2 separate regions of the Homo sapiens genome follow, and region 2 is linked to region 1. The links are chromatin contacts, found by POLR2A ChIA-PET in ENCODE. All regions are on one chromosome and are shown on one strand. The core of a region is the stretch at or near the end of the contact, and the rest is flanking DNA. Distances in the headings are between cores, read along the strand shown. Region 1 overlaps CPPED1 (calcineurin like phosphoesterase domain containing 1). Region 2 overlaps SNX29 (sorting nexin 29).

Evidence for each region. ChIA-PET counts read pairs that join two places held with the same protein, here RNA polymerase II (POLR2A).
Region 2: POLR2A ChIA-PET joins it to region 1 with 10 read pairs in BJ. The contact joins two enhancer-like sites. POLR2A ChIA-PET finds 5 or more read pairs at or near these places in 2 of 52 experiments (BJ and activated T-cell).

What each region holds. Positions count from the first base shown.
Region 1 is chr16:12,795,123-12,802,480 of GRCh38, forward strand. The region is part of intron 1 of CPPED1 (calcineurin like phosphoesterase domain containing 1); the gene reads right to left. Among named protein-coding and RNA genes, the nearest start is that of CPPED1, 5.1 kb to the right of the region's middle. RefSeq lists an enhancer at 6,945-7,024. Within about 2 kb of position 5,714, at least 2 of the 41 ENCODE cell types and tissues checked have a DNase peak (open chromatin) inside an H3K27ac peak, as active enhancers do.
Region 2 is chr16:12,009,225-12,016,120 of GRCh38, forward strand. The region is part of intron 3 of SNX29 (sorting nexin 29); the gene reads left to right. Among named protein-coding and RNA genes, the nearest start is that of SNX29, 36 kb to the left of the region's middle. Within about 2 kb of position 1,632, at least 4 of the 41 ENCODE cell types and tissues checked have a DNase peak (open chromatin) inside an H3K27ac peak, as active enhancers do.

The sequences.
Region 1 (7,358 bases), core at 4,464-6,963:
CAGGCAGCACTCTGGGAAGAACTGGTAGAAGGCGCCTTCTCTGGGCAGAAGCAGCTGTGTAGGCACATGGCCAGGCTAACAGAAGCCCCAGATGCAAAGAGAAGGTAACCCTTCCCCCGGGCAGATGTGCTCCATGTGAGGGCACCCACCTGGTAGGCAAAACCTCTGCCTCTAGATGCTCTGGAGTAGTGCACACAGTGCACAGCCACCTGGTGTAGTCATGCAACTTTTTTTTTTTTCAGAGTCTCGCTCTGTGGCCCAGCCTGGAGTACAGTGGCATGATCTTGGCTCACTGCAAACTCCGCCTCCCAGGCGCATGCAGTTCTCCTGCCTCAGCCTCCAGAGTAGCTAGGATTACAGGTGCCAGCCACCATGCTCAGCTAATCATTGTATTTTTAGTACAGATGGGGTTTCACCATGTTGGCCAGGCTGGTCTCAAACTCCTGACCTCAAGCGATCCACTCGCCTCAGCCTCCCAAAGTGTTAGGATTACAGGCGTGAGCCACTGTACCCAGCCAACAACTTCTATTGGTTTGATCAACACCTTGGTCTCAGCTTTGTTTAGTCCGGAGACTCCATGGTACATGAGAGCAGTGGGTTGGACAGATACACCCAGGTGACCCAGGTGGAGTGTATTCATTCATACTCATCCATTTACTCAATATTAAATGGTCACTGAGGCCAGGCGTGGTGGCTTAGGCCTGTAATCCCAGCACTTCAAGAGGCCAAGGTGGGCAGTTCACTTGAGGTCAGGAATTCAAGACCAGCCTGGCCAACATGGTAAAATCCCATCTCTACCAAAACACAAAAATTAGCCAGGTGCAGTGGCATGCACCTGTAGTCCCAGCTACTTGGGAGTCCGAGGCAGGAGAATCACTTGAACCCAGGAAGCAGAGGTTGCAGTGAGCCAAGATCACGCCACTGCACTCTAGCCTGGGCGATAGAGCAAGACTTTGTCTTAAAAAAAAAAAAGCCACTGAGTGTCTACTACTGCTAGACACCATCCTAGGTCTGGGCTTCTTGCTCCTCAAGAATTTATAGTGTACAGGTAGAAAAAGACAGCAAAGTCACAAGAAGAAACATACAACTGGCCAGGCACTGTGGCTCATGCCTGTAATCCCAGCACTTTGGGAGGCTGAGGCAAGTGGATTACCTGAGGTCAGGAGTTCCAGACCAGCCTGGCCAACACGGTGAAACCCCATCTCTACTAAAAAATACAAAAATTAGCCAGGTGTGGTTGTGTGCACCTGAAATCCCAGCTACTTGGGAGTCTGAGGCAGGAGAATCGCTTGAATCCAGGAGGCAAAGCTTGCAGTGAGCCGAGATCATGCCACTGCACTCCAGCCTGGGCGACAGAGTGAGACTCTGTCTCAAAAAAACAACAAAAAAAACTCACAATGAGATACTACTTCACACCGATTTGGATGGTTATAATAAAAAAGAGTGGCAATAAGAAATGTTGGCAAGGATATGGAGAAACTGGAACCCATATACACTGCTGGTGGGAATGTAAAATGGCGCATCTGCTTTGGAAAATAGTTTGGTGGTTCCTCAAAATATTAAACATAGTTACCGTATGACTCAGCAATTCCAATCCTAGGTATCTACCCAAAAGATATGAGAACAAATACCCTTAAGAAGATGTGTCTGTGACTGTTCATAGCAGCTTTATTCCCAATAGACAAGAGGTACCCAGATGCGTGAAATGTCCATCAGTGTCAAAAAAAAAATGTCCAAATGTTTATCAATAGGTGGTCGGATAAACAAAATGGGTTATCTATACAATGGAATATCATTTAGTAAAAAGGAACAAAGTATTGGTTCAAGCTACAAAATAAGTGAGCCTCAGAAACCTTATGCTACCACAAAGAGGCCAGTCACAAAAGACCACATATTTTTCCATTAACATGAAATGTCCGGAAAAGGCCCATCTATGGAGGTAAATTAGCAGTTGCCTGTGCTGGGAGTGGCAACATGAAGAGACTTGCAAGTGGGTATAAAACCACTTTTTTGGGAAGGTAGAGATGTGCTAAAGTTAGATTGTGACTACACCACTCTAAAGTTAATAAAATCCCTTGAGTTGTAAACTTAAAATGCATGTTATGGTACATAAATTATACCTCAAGAAAGTTATTAAAAAAATTTAGGCCAGGTGCGGTGGCTCATGCCTGTAATCCCAGCACTTTTGGAGGCTAAGGCAGGAGGATTGCTCGGGTCCAAGAGTTCAAGACTAACCTGAGTGACACAGCGAAACTGTCTCTACAAAAAATATAAAAATCAGCCAGGCGTGGTAGCACCTTCTCTGTTCCTAGCTACTCAGGAGGTGGAGGTGGGAGGATCGAGCATGGCTTGAGCCCAGGAGGGGGAGGCTGCAGTGGGCGGAGATCATGCCACTGCACTCCAGCATAGGTGACAGAGTAAGACCCTGTCTCCAAAAAAAATTTTAAAGCAGGCAAGGCCCAGTGGCTCACACCTGTAATCCTAGCACAGGGATTTCCAATCTTTTGGCTTTCCTGGGCCACAACGGAAGAACTGTCTTGGGCCACACATGAAATACACTAACATTAATGATAGCTGATGAGCTTGAAAAAAAAATGGCAAAAAATTCCGAACTTTTAAGAAAGTTTAGGAATTTGTGCTGGGACACATTCAAAGCCATCCTGGGCCACATGTGGCCAGCAGACCATGGGTTGGACAAGCTTGTCCTAACAGTTTGGGAGGCTGAGGTGGGAGGATAGCTTCAGTTCAGGAGTTCAAGACCAGCCTGGACAACACAGTAAGACCTTGTCTCTACAAAAAAATACTTAAAAATTAGCCAGGCATGGTGGTGCACGCCTGTAGTCTCAGCTACTCAGGAGGCTGAGGTGGGAGGATCACTTAAGCACCACAGGTTGAGGCTGCAAATCAGCCATGATCACACCACTGTACTCCAGCCTGGGTGACAGAGCAAGACCACCTCAAAAGAAATAAAATACAATAAATAAATAAATAAATTTTTGAAAATGAAAAACCCCGACATTCAAAAATAAAATTAATTGTGTTTTCTGGAAATGTTATAGTGCAAACTTTTTACATATGTGTGCTGGTCACTCTATCCCTTGACTGATGATTACAACAAAGAGTTGAGAAAGTAATCATAAGCCCTATTTACTCACAGGAACTCTCAAATAAGAGGACCTTCAAATATATCTCAAATAAGAGATAACTAGTTTGGCCTAAATGTATGGCACAATTTAAAGCATTTATTTCATCATCATCATCCTGTTAGAATTTTTAAAACCACAATATTTTCAACTTTGTTCAAACTTGGAGATACCTTTCCAGGTCTACTATTTCTAGAAAAGTTCTTAGGTGAGACCTGCAAGAGACAGAGTGAGTTATTTTTTTACTGACACTATTCTCTGCCAAGGGAGAAGTTTTCCAGAGAGTACAAGGAAAGATTCAGGATTAGCAAATTCCATCAGCTTCTTAGGAATGAAATGTCTGGGAAAATAATCTTTTTAAGAATACCACCCATTAGTCCAGTTCTCTGAAGGGAAAATATCAAACTGGAAAAACAGATTCAGACCTAAAAATAATTAAGTCACTTTAAAAGCATATTTTATCTTGATCTCTCTCCCTTTTAGGATTTCTTCAAAACAGAAGCCATAAACTTCTCAAAAGACAATTACTAGAAGAAAGTAGTCCTAATTAGGATATGTGTCAAGAAAACCTAATTATCAATTTGCCTAATTAAAATGAATATCTGAACATGCCTTAGGAATGTGAGCTTTCTCAGGTGAGACATGTACAATTTTTTTTAATCAACATCCGTCAACAGAGCCTAGCACATTATGTTAACAGGGAACGGATGACTGAAACCAAGTGTCACACATACCACTACTGGAAGGAGTTGATGGGAATACTGTTACTCACGTAAATCACCGGTGGGAGGAAATGGGTCTTAAAGCAAAGCGCTCTTTCATTTAATTGGCAGGCTACACTTGGAAAACAAACTGCTCAATGAGCTGATTCTGCAGCAAAGGTGAAGGGTTCAGAGCTGTGATTTTTAGGGACTGTTGCTTGAGTTAATCAAACCCCTTTGATGGTGTGTGTTTTGGCAAGAGAAGGGGAAAAGTCAGTTTTTTTTTTTTTTTTTTTTGAGACACAGTCATCACTCTGTCTCCTAGGCTAGAGTGCAGCGGGCAATCTTGGCTTACTGCAACCTCCGCCTCTCAGGTTCAAGTGATTCTCCTGCCTCAGCCTCCCAAGTAGCTGGGATTACAGGTGCCTGCCACCACACCCGGCTAATTTTTTTAATTTTAGTAGAGATGGGGTTTCGCCATGTTGGCCAGACTGGTCTTAAACTCCTGGCCTCAAGCAATCCACCTGCCTCGGCCTCCCAAAGTGCAGGAATTACAGGCGTAAGCCACTGCTCCCAGCCTCGAAAAGCTAGTTCTTTAACTTTCTCAGTCTGCCCAAGGGGCAAATCTACTGGCTTCCCAAGGAGTCTGGAGAGGCCTCTGATGCCTCTAAGGGCACCTCTCCAAGTTGCCAGCGATGCTAATAGAGTCAGGACCCCGGGGAATTGTCAATGAGTGCAATGGAAGCAGCAATGGTAGGCTAGGGTTCAGCACCTAGTAATGTGAACCCACAAACCTGGGGTTCTCAGCAGAACACTCTGAGGCTGGGCCTCTCTAGGCCCTCCGTTAAATGACCCATCCTGGGTGTGTCTATGGGACTGCATGGCTCACAGAGGAGATCAAGTGCTGGCCCCACTTCTAGATTTACTCGGGGCTAAGAAAAGTTCAGAGTCACTCTCTCCTCCTATCAGCAGGGTAGGTATCTTATAGATTTATCATCAAGTCTCTCTCCAGCATCCCCATTCTTATCCAGGGGAGCTGCTCTCTGATCCTCTGGTCCCAGTGGTGGCCCCCTGGCAGCTGCAATGGCCTAGGAAGCTACTATACCTCAGCACTCCCACCATCTCCACTGAAAGACACCCCGTGCCCAATAGGCACCTCCAGCTACAGCAAATAAACACATTCAAAGTAAACAATGGGGGCCAAGTGCGGTGGCTCATGCCTGTAAATCCCAGCACTTTGGGAGGCCGAGGTGCCTGAGGTCAGGAGTCCCAGACCAGCCTGGCCAACATGGCGAAACCCTGTCTCTACTAAAAACACAAAAATTAGCGGGCATGGTGGTACATGCCTGTAATCCCAGCTACTCGGGAGGCTGAAGCAGGAGAATCGTTTGAACGTGGGAGGTGGAGGTTGCAGTGAGTAGCATCACTGCACTGCAGTCTGGGTGACAGAGCTAGACTCTGTCTCAAAAAAAAAAAAAAAAAAGTAAACCATGGGGGACTACAGAAATGCAGCCTCTGGACAAATCCTTGAGCTCCAGCTTCCAACTGGATTGCATCCCAAGTTGCTCTAAAGTAGAAATGCTTTTGTTGCCATTGCTGCAATCAGACCACTCTTTTCAAAATAAAAATCTGATCATACATCCTTGCTTCCTCACACATCCAGCTTGAAACCTCTTGATGCTATTAGGACACGACAAAAATCCTTAGTTACCACCACCTCCCTCTCCAGCCTCAGCCCACACCATGTCCCAACCTCATCTTTCTGCTCCAGACTCAGAGACTTCCTTCAGCCCTCATCCTTCCCTTTCCCATCCTGCCATGTCCTAGGACTCTCACACTTGCTCTGCCCATGGTCCACATGGTCTTCCCTCCCTTCGTGGCCCAGTTAACTCATACTCCTCTTTTAGCAATCAGACGAAGCAACACTTCCTCAGGGAAACCCTGCGTGAATGACCTCAGAGCCCACCAGTAGCCAAGCATTATTTTTTGTGCCCTAGCTTTGTACCTGGATTATTACAAGCCTCTGAGAGCATGTAACTTGAACCACTCCCCCGCCCCCAACTTCCTATTCTCCACCATACTGGACAGTGCAATAGGAATATAAGAAATATTTATTTCCTTTCGGTTTTTTTGTTTGTTTGTTTTGAGCTGGAGTCTTGCTCTGTTGTCCAGGGTGGAGTGCAGTGGCACATTCTCGGCTCACTGCAACTTCTGCTTCCCAGGCTCAGGCAATTCTCCTGCCATAGCCTCCCAAGTAGCTAGGACTACAGGCATGTGCCACCACACCCAGCTAATTTTGTATTTTTAGTACAGATGGAGTTTCACCATGTTGACCATGCTGGTCTCGAACTCCTGACCTCAGGTGATCCACCCGCCTCAGTCTCCCAAAGTGCTGGGATTACAGGCGTGAGCCACCGCGGCCGGCCCTCAACAAATATATAGGCGTGAGCCACCGCAGCCAGCCCACAACAAATATTTCTTGAACTGAAAAAAAAAATAATACAGCAGAGTAACAGGGAACTCTCATATACTGCTGGTGGGAGTATAAATTGGCACTACCACTTTGGAAGGCAGTTTGACCACATCTAGTAATGCTGGGGATGATTATACCCTATAACCCAGAACATAGCTTGTAGGTATATGCCTCAGAGTAACTCTCCCATGTGTCCACAAAGAGATTTGTACAGAATGTTCATAACAGCACTGTTACCAAGGGCAAAAACCAGAAACAACTAAATGGCCATTGTATTAGTCAGGATCCTTGCAGGAAATAGTTGGCATTCTCAAATTAGGATGATTTTAAAAAGGGTTTAAAAAGGGATTACTTGGTGGGGGTTGGGTGGACGAAACCTACAAGGGAGTGTGGTAACCCAAGGTTAGAAAAGCAGAACCACTGCCACTCCCACGCCTCAAAGGAGGAAATGGTTACTCAAATCCAGAACTAGAGAGAATGAGGAGAAAAGCTGTCCTGAGAAAAGGAGCGACCTTGACCTTCAGGGGTGGGGAGGAAGACAGCCAGGCGAGGCAACCCCACAGAGTAAACTGCAAGAATAAATACAGCTGCCTTTTGCTTCTCTCCCTGCTCTGATTTCTTCTCAGGGCTCCCCACTGGCTGAGCCCAAAGGAAAACCAAAAGGCAAGGAGCCCACCGATGTAGCTCACGGAGGGCAAACCCCTGGGGCATGGTGGGGAAGGGAGAAAGGTTTGGAGAGGCAAAGGGAAGATATTCAGCATATACATCAACAGAATGTATAAGGTATATAATCATCCAATGGAATGTTGCCCAGCAAGAAAAGAGCAAAATCTTCATGTTGGACAAAAAAGACAAGGTCCATTAAAATACAGTCGTCCCAGGCCGGGCGCGGTGGCTCAGGTCTGTAATCCCAGCACTTTAGGAGGCTGAGGACGGCGGATCACCTGATGTTGTGAGTTCGAGACCAGCCTGGCCAACATGGAGAAACCCCATCTCTACTAAAAATACAAAATTAGCCGGGCGTGGTGGTGCGTGCCTATA
Region 2 (6,896 bases), core at 382-2,881, 790 kb before region 1:
AAAGCTGCCAAGGTGTTGGTGGATGAGTAATGTTTCGAGTAGAGACAGTGCTAGCAGGACAGAGCAGACCATTGCTGGATTTGGGAGCCTAAATGGTGCACCGTATTTTGCCAAAATACAAAATCCAAGGTGGATGTGTGTGAGCATGTTTTTGTATGTGTGTGTGGGTATGTGTGTGAGAGATATATATATGTATACATGTATATATATATTTTTATATGTGTGTGTGTATATATGTGTGTGTGTGTGTGTGTGTATATATATATATGTATATTTGATCTTGTGAGAGACGGACACCGTGAGATGCTGCCATCTTCACATGGAACATAAAACAGTATTGACATTAGGGGAAATGCAGGCGAGACTTGTTTTTTCCTTCAGATGGAGTCCTGAGAAGCCTCCCCAGGAGGAAGTGGTGGCAGCCGCTGGGCTCTGAAATGCGCGCTTCTCTTTGTTGGTGGTGTTTTCTAGCTCTGTTTTTCTCTAGGAACAAAGACTCGTTCTTATGGTTCATTGAAATTATTCCATGTTCTTTCAGTCAGACTGGCCTGTGAAGAAGCTTTAAGATATCTTTGGAATATTTTGCCCTCTAGAAATAATGGCCCAGGAGCTTTGTAGGCCCTAGAAGTTACCTCAAAGACTAGAAACGTGATTGTTCCGCCAAGGCGTCTTTGTCCCATACGGAATCAGAGGACGTGATCTGGAAGTTTTCCCTTCAAATTATGAACAGGAATGCTAACGGGGGCAGTGGAATCAGCATGGGCTTTGGAGCTTGGCATTTGAATCCTGGGTTTGCCAGTTCTGGGTTGTGTTGCGATTTTGGGCAAGTTTCTTTCTTGCACCTCAATATCCTCAACTCTGAAATGGGTAGTATAATGGTATTCACTTCAGAGGGTTGTTATGAGTCAGTTCATGTGCAACCCTTAAAACATTGCCTGGCAGGTAGTAAGTTTCCAGTAATTGTTAGCTGTTGTGATTTTCATTATAAGGATATGTAAGGTGTTTTGACACTTGGTAGACATTTACCACACACTCACACACTGGATCTCTTTGCCATATGGGTGGCAGTGAGTTGGCTTCAGGTATTCATCTGCATTTAGAAGTTGTTAATTATGGCCAGGTGCAGTGGCCCGCACTTGTAATCTCAAGCCCTTTGAGAGGCCAAGGTGGGAGGATCACTTGATCCCAGGAGTTCGAGACCAGCCTGGCCAACATGGCGAAACCCCATGTCTACAAAAAAACCAAAAATTAGCTAGCCAGGTGCGGTGGTGCAGGCCTGTGGTCTCAGCTACTCAAGAGGCTGAAGCGGGAGGATCACTTGAGCCTAGGAGGTCGAGGCTGCAGTGAGTCATCAACCCGCCATTGCACTCTAGCCTGGGCGATGTGAGACCTCGTCTCAAAACAAACAAACAAACAAACAAGAAATTGCTCTTTTTAATGAACTTTCAGGTGACTGTCAGAAGAAATCATAGGAGAGCATTTCTTCTCCTTTCAAAGCATGCAGAAAAGAATGATTTGTTTTGGTGATTTTTTTTTTTTTAACCTTTTGAGGAATTAGAATCAGTTTTGGACTTTTCAGGAAGCTAAAAACCAAAACCAGCTGCCCTTTGTTGTTCCTGATGTTATTCTTAATGCAGTTGAAAACTGTCACGTGTATCCCCCAGAGGACTTACGAAACGGAATGGCTTTTTCAGGCTTTTTTTTCTCTTTTAAATATCTCTGAATGTTTGTCATGTGATTTTTATGTTCCCTGCATCACAAGTTTCTTACCAGCCTCTAACTAGTTTGAGGTGTTGACTGGATGTTACGATTCTTGTCATCCTGACCAAAAATCCTGGGGTTCATTAATTGGACTCTCCCCCTCCCTTACCCCAAGTACTTTATTTCCACTTTGAGGCTCTGTAGTAGACAGTCCATATTGCATACTCTTTTATTTTACTGCTTGATTAAATGAATTGCTTGGGGTTTTTTTTTTTTTTTTTTTGAAAAAAGATTATTTCTAGCAATGGGGAACCTCCAGGACGTTTAACAAATCTAAGCCCATTTTTATATCTGATTTTTTTTTTTTTGAGACAGGATCGCACTCTGTCGCCCAGGCTGGAGTGCAGTGGCGTGATCTTGGCTCACTGCAACCTCTGCCTCCCAGGTTCTAGCGATTCTTGTGCCTCAGCCTCCGAGTAGCTGGGATTTTAGGGGTGTGTCACCACACCCAGCTAATTTTTGTGTTTTTAGTAGAGACGGGGTTTAACCATGTTGGCCAGGCTGTTCTCAAACTCCTAACCTCAGGTGATCCACCCTTCTTGGCCTCCCAAAGTGCTGGGATTATAGGCGTGAGTCACTATGCCTGGCCCTGAACCTATTTTTATATCTAAATTTAAATTAATATTTGTCTTACTTATATTGATAGTTGTTGAGAAATACTGCCTAGGCCATAATAAACATTATGTTAGCACCGTCATCTTCGTCATGAACCTGACAGTGGAGAGAGGTGGTGAGCATGGGGTGTGAGCTTTGGTGTCAGATATACTTACCTTCATGCCTCCTTCAGCCACAAATCACCAGTTACCAGCTGTGTAATTTTGGACTGACTTAGCTCCTTTAAACCTCGCATGCACCATCTGGAAAATCAGATAATAATAATGATACTCACTTGCTAGGGTTATAGTCAGGATTAGCTGTAATAATATTTGCTTGGTACACCCAGTTAAAACGTAATAAACTCAAAACTTTTTTTTGTATGACTAGACATACCTGTGTTTTTTGACAATTACTAGTAACTGAAGGTTGGAGGGATTGCCTCATTAATTCCTTCATTCAACAGGTATTTATTTATAGAGTACTATGTTGGCATTGGCGATGCAAATTGGATGAGATGGTTGCTGTCTTCAAGAAATTCAAAACTGAATCTGGGAGTTGGACATGTAAATTGTGGGCAATTATGGTGACCTGTAATAAATATTAGTTGTCATAGGGCGACAGCAGGGTTGTTAGCGGTCAAATAGGTGGGATAGGAATTTTAGGCAGAGGGAATAGCAGATGTGAAAGTGCAGGGATGTGGGGCAAAGTGGTGGGGTGCATGAATGAGTGTTGTTTGGTTTGGGAGATCAGTTGGAAAGTCAGCAGGTTCTTCTCTGCTATCACAGGGAAGTATTGGAATGCCATCAGTTAGGGCAGTATTTCTTTTGTTTATTTTTTATTTTTGAGACAGAGTTTTGCTTTTGTTGTCCAGGCTGGAGTACAGTGGTGCAGTCTTGGCTCACTGCAACCTCCGCCTCCCACGTTCAAGTGATTCTCCTGCCTCAGCCTCCCGAGTAGCTGGGACTACAGGCGCCTGCCCCCATGCCTGGCTAATGTTTGTATTTCTCGTGGAGATGAGGTTTCACCATGTTGGCCAGGCTGGTCTTAAACTCCTGACCTCGTGATCTGCCCGCCTCGGCCTCCCAAAGTGCTGGGATTACAGGCGTGAGCCACCGTGCCTGGCAGGGCATTATTTCTTAAACTTAGGCCATTGTGTACCATTTTCACCATTTTTGCCATTTCTATGTTCCATCTGAGCCAGAGGTTGGCTTGAGGTGGAATTCCAAGGCACTGTCTACTCTGGTCTGGTGCTGGTTATATTTTTTCCTGACACACATAAATGTTTATCTGGGTTTCCCTAAAATCGTGTCATGTACTGTGTACCTACAGCGTAGTATGGTACCAATTGGGAAAAAAGAAAGAAAATGACAAAGTCACATTTGCATTTCAGGTAGATAGCTTCTGCCCAGGATGCATGGGTTGGGGTGGGTGGAGGAGTGGAGGTGGGTGGGGTGAGATGGAATCTGGGAGAACCGGGGTTGGAGGGCAGAGTGAAGCAGGGACTGGGGAAGAGACAGAAGGATTGAGGTTTGGGACTGAGCCTTGATGAGATTCAGTGATTACCCAGATGTGGAGGTTGAGAAATAATGTCATGGCTCTACCATGGAAGCTTTGCATAAAACAGCAAAGCCAAATAGCCAGCAAACATATATTAGGAAAATAAAGACACCGAAATTCACTAGTAGTCAAGGAAATGCAAATTAAAGCAACAGTGAGCTGCCTACTTTTCACCCATCAGACTGACAAAACCTCAAAACAACAGTCAAGATTATTGTTAGTGGCCAGGCACGGTGGTTCACGCCTGTAATCCCAGCACTTTGGGAGGCTGAGTGGGGGACAGATTGCTTGAGGCCAGGAGTTCGAGACCAGCCTGGCCAACATAGTGAAACCCTGTCTCTACTGGGGGAAAAAAAAAAAAATATATATATATATATATATATATATATATATATATATATATCGAGAGAGGAGAAAAGGGTGGTCTCATGCACTGCTGGCCAGAAAGCAGGAATGAAAAGAAATATATATTGGTTTTTAAATTATTTATTTTTATTTATTTATTATTTATGTATTTAATTTTGTGATGGAGTCCCGCTGTGTTGCCCAGCCTGGAGTGCAGTGGCATAATCTTGGCTCACTGCAACCTCTGCCTCCCAGGTTCAAGTGATTCTCCTGTCTCAGCCTCCCGAGTAGCTGGGATTACAGGTACATGCCGCCATACCCGGCTAATTTTTTTTGTTTTGTATTTTAGTAGAGATGGGTTTCACCGTGTTGCCCAGGCTGGTCTTGAACTCCTGAGCTCAGGCAATCTACCCGCTTCGGCCCCCCAAAGTGCTAGGATTACAGGCATAAGCCACCGTGCCTGGCCTTTATTTTTATTTATTAAGAAAATGTTTTTAAAGACGGGTCTTGTTATATTGCCCAGGCTGGCTTTGAACTCCTGGCCTCAAGTGATCCTCCCTCCTCAAACTCCCAAATAGCTGAGACTCCAGGTGCATGCCACTGTGCCTGGCTGAGTTTTTATTTTTTTAAAGCAAGCTTTTGGTTTGAATTTTTTGTTCTCTCAGGCTGTGGACTTTGACCAGACTTGGAGATCCCATTGACTATTGGCTTCATGTGATTTCTCGTGTCTCATTTATTCACGCCTGCATCCAGGGGCTCTTGTTTTTCTCCATTCTCTTTTTCCGTTTTGATTTACTGGCTCCTGCAGCAGATTCCTTCTCAGTGCCAGCACCTGTTCCTGATTTTGTCATTCCTCATCCGCCAAGAGTATCCAGGCAGCATTTGCATCTAGACCAAGAGTTGGAGATCTGTCTATACCAGGGAGGACAATTATTGTTTATATTAGTAACATTTGGAAATTATCAGAGCCGGGCGCGGTGGCTCATGCTTGTAATCCAAGCACTTTGGAAGGCCGAGGAGCACAGATCACCTGAGGTCAGGAGTTGGAGACCCGCCTGACCAACATAGAGAAACCCTGTCTCTACTAAAAATACAAAATTAGTTGGGCGTGGTGGTGCATGCCTGTAATCCTAGCTTCTCAGGAGGCTGAGGCAGAAGAATTGCTTGAACCTGGGAGCCAGAGGTTGTGGTGAGCCGAGATCATGCCATTGTACTCCAGCCTGGGCAACAAGAATGAAGCTCCGTCTCAAAAAAAAAAAAAAAAAAGAAAAGAAAAAGAAAATCATCAGAAATTATGATTTACCATTTAAAGATAGGTTATTTTTCCATTTTCTGGTTCCTCTGTACAAAGATTAATTTGATTATTTGTATGTACCTTTCTGCTATTCTCAAACCTTCACACTTATGGTACCTTGAAAACTGCTGCCTTGTGAGTTATCACTGTTGCAAAGCATGAATTTTTTTCTTTTTACTTTTTGGTCAACTATTTTTTTTGGGGGAGAGGGGGAGGGTCCCGTTTTTTCTGTCCTGTATGTTTTCCTTCCCTTTGGGTTGCTTATGTTAATGACCAAGAATTATTTGTTCTATATTTTTCCATGCGTACACAATTATTTACAGATAAAATAGCCATGTATATATACACATATATGTAGCCTTATTGCCATTGTTTTACAAAAATAGAATCATACATAATGCTGTGCATTTTTATTTTTTATCTTGGTACTCCTGCACTGAAACATTTCCAAGTTATAGTTCTTTTTTTTTAATTTTTTATATTTTTTGGAGATGGTGTCTCACTCTGTCGCCAGATTGGAGTGCTGTAGTGCGATCTCAGCTCACTGAAACTCTCTGGTTCAAGTGATTCTCCTGCCTCAGCGTCCGGAGTAGCTGGGATTACAGGCACGCACCACCATGCCTGGCTAATTTTTGTATTTTAGTAGAGATGTAGTTTCCCTATGTTGGCCAGGATGGTCTTGATCTCCTGACCTCGTGATCTGCCCGCCTCAGCCTCCCAAAGTGCTGGGATTATAGGCGTGAGCCACCGTGCCTGGTCTTTTTTTTTTTTTTCCGAGACGGAGTCTTGCTCTGTCGCCCAGGCTGGAGTGCAGTGATGCGATCTTGGCTCAGTGCAAGCTCCGCCTCCCGGGTTCACACCATTCTCCTGTCTCAGCCTCCTGAGTAGCTGGGACTACACGCGCCCGCCACCGTGCCCGGCTAACTTTTTGTATTTTTAGTAGAGATAGGGTTTCACCGTGTTAGCCAGGATGGTCTCGATCTCCTGACCTCGTGATCTGCCCACCTTGGCCTCCCAAAGTGCTAGGATTACAGGCGCCTGAGCCACTGTGCCCAGCCTCCAAGTTATAGTTCTAATGATTCTTTTTATTTATTTATTTTTTTTGGGACAGAATGTCGCTCTGTCACCCAGGCTGAAGTGCAGTGGTGCAATCTTGGCTCACTGCAACCTCCACTTCCCAGGTTCAAGCAATTCTCCTGTCTCAGCCTCCTGAGTAGCTGGGATTACAGGCGCCCGCCACCACGCCCGGCTAATTTTTGTGTTTTTATTAGAGACGGGATTTCACCATGTTGGCCAGGCTGGTCTCAAATTCCTGACCTCAAGTGATCTGCCCACCTTGGCC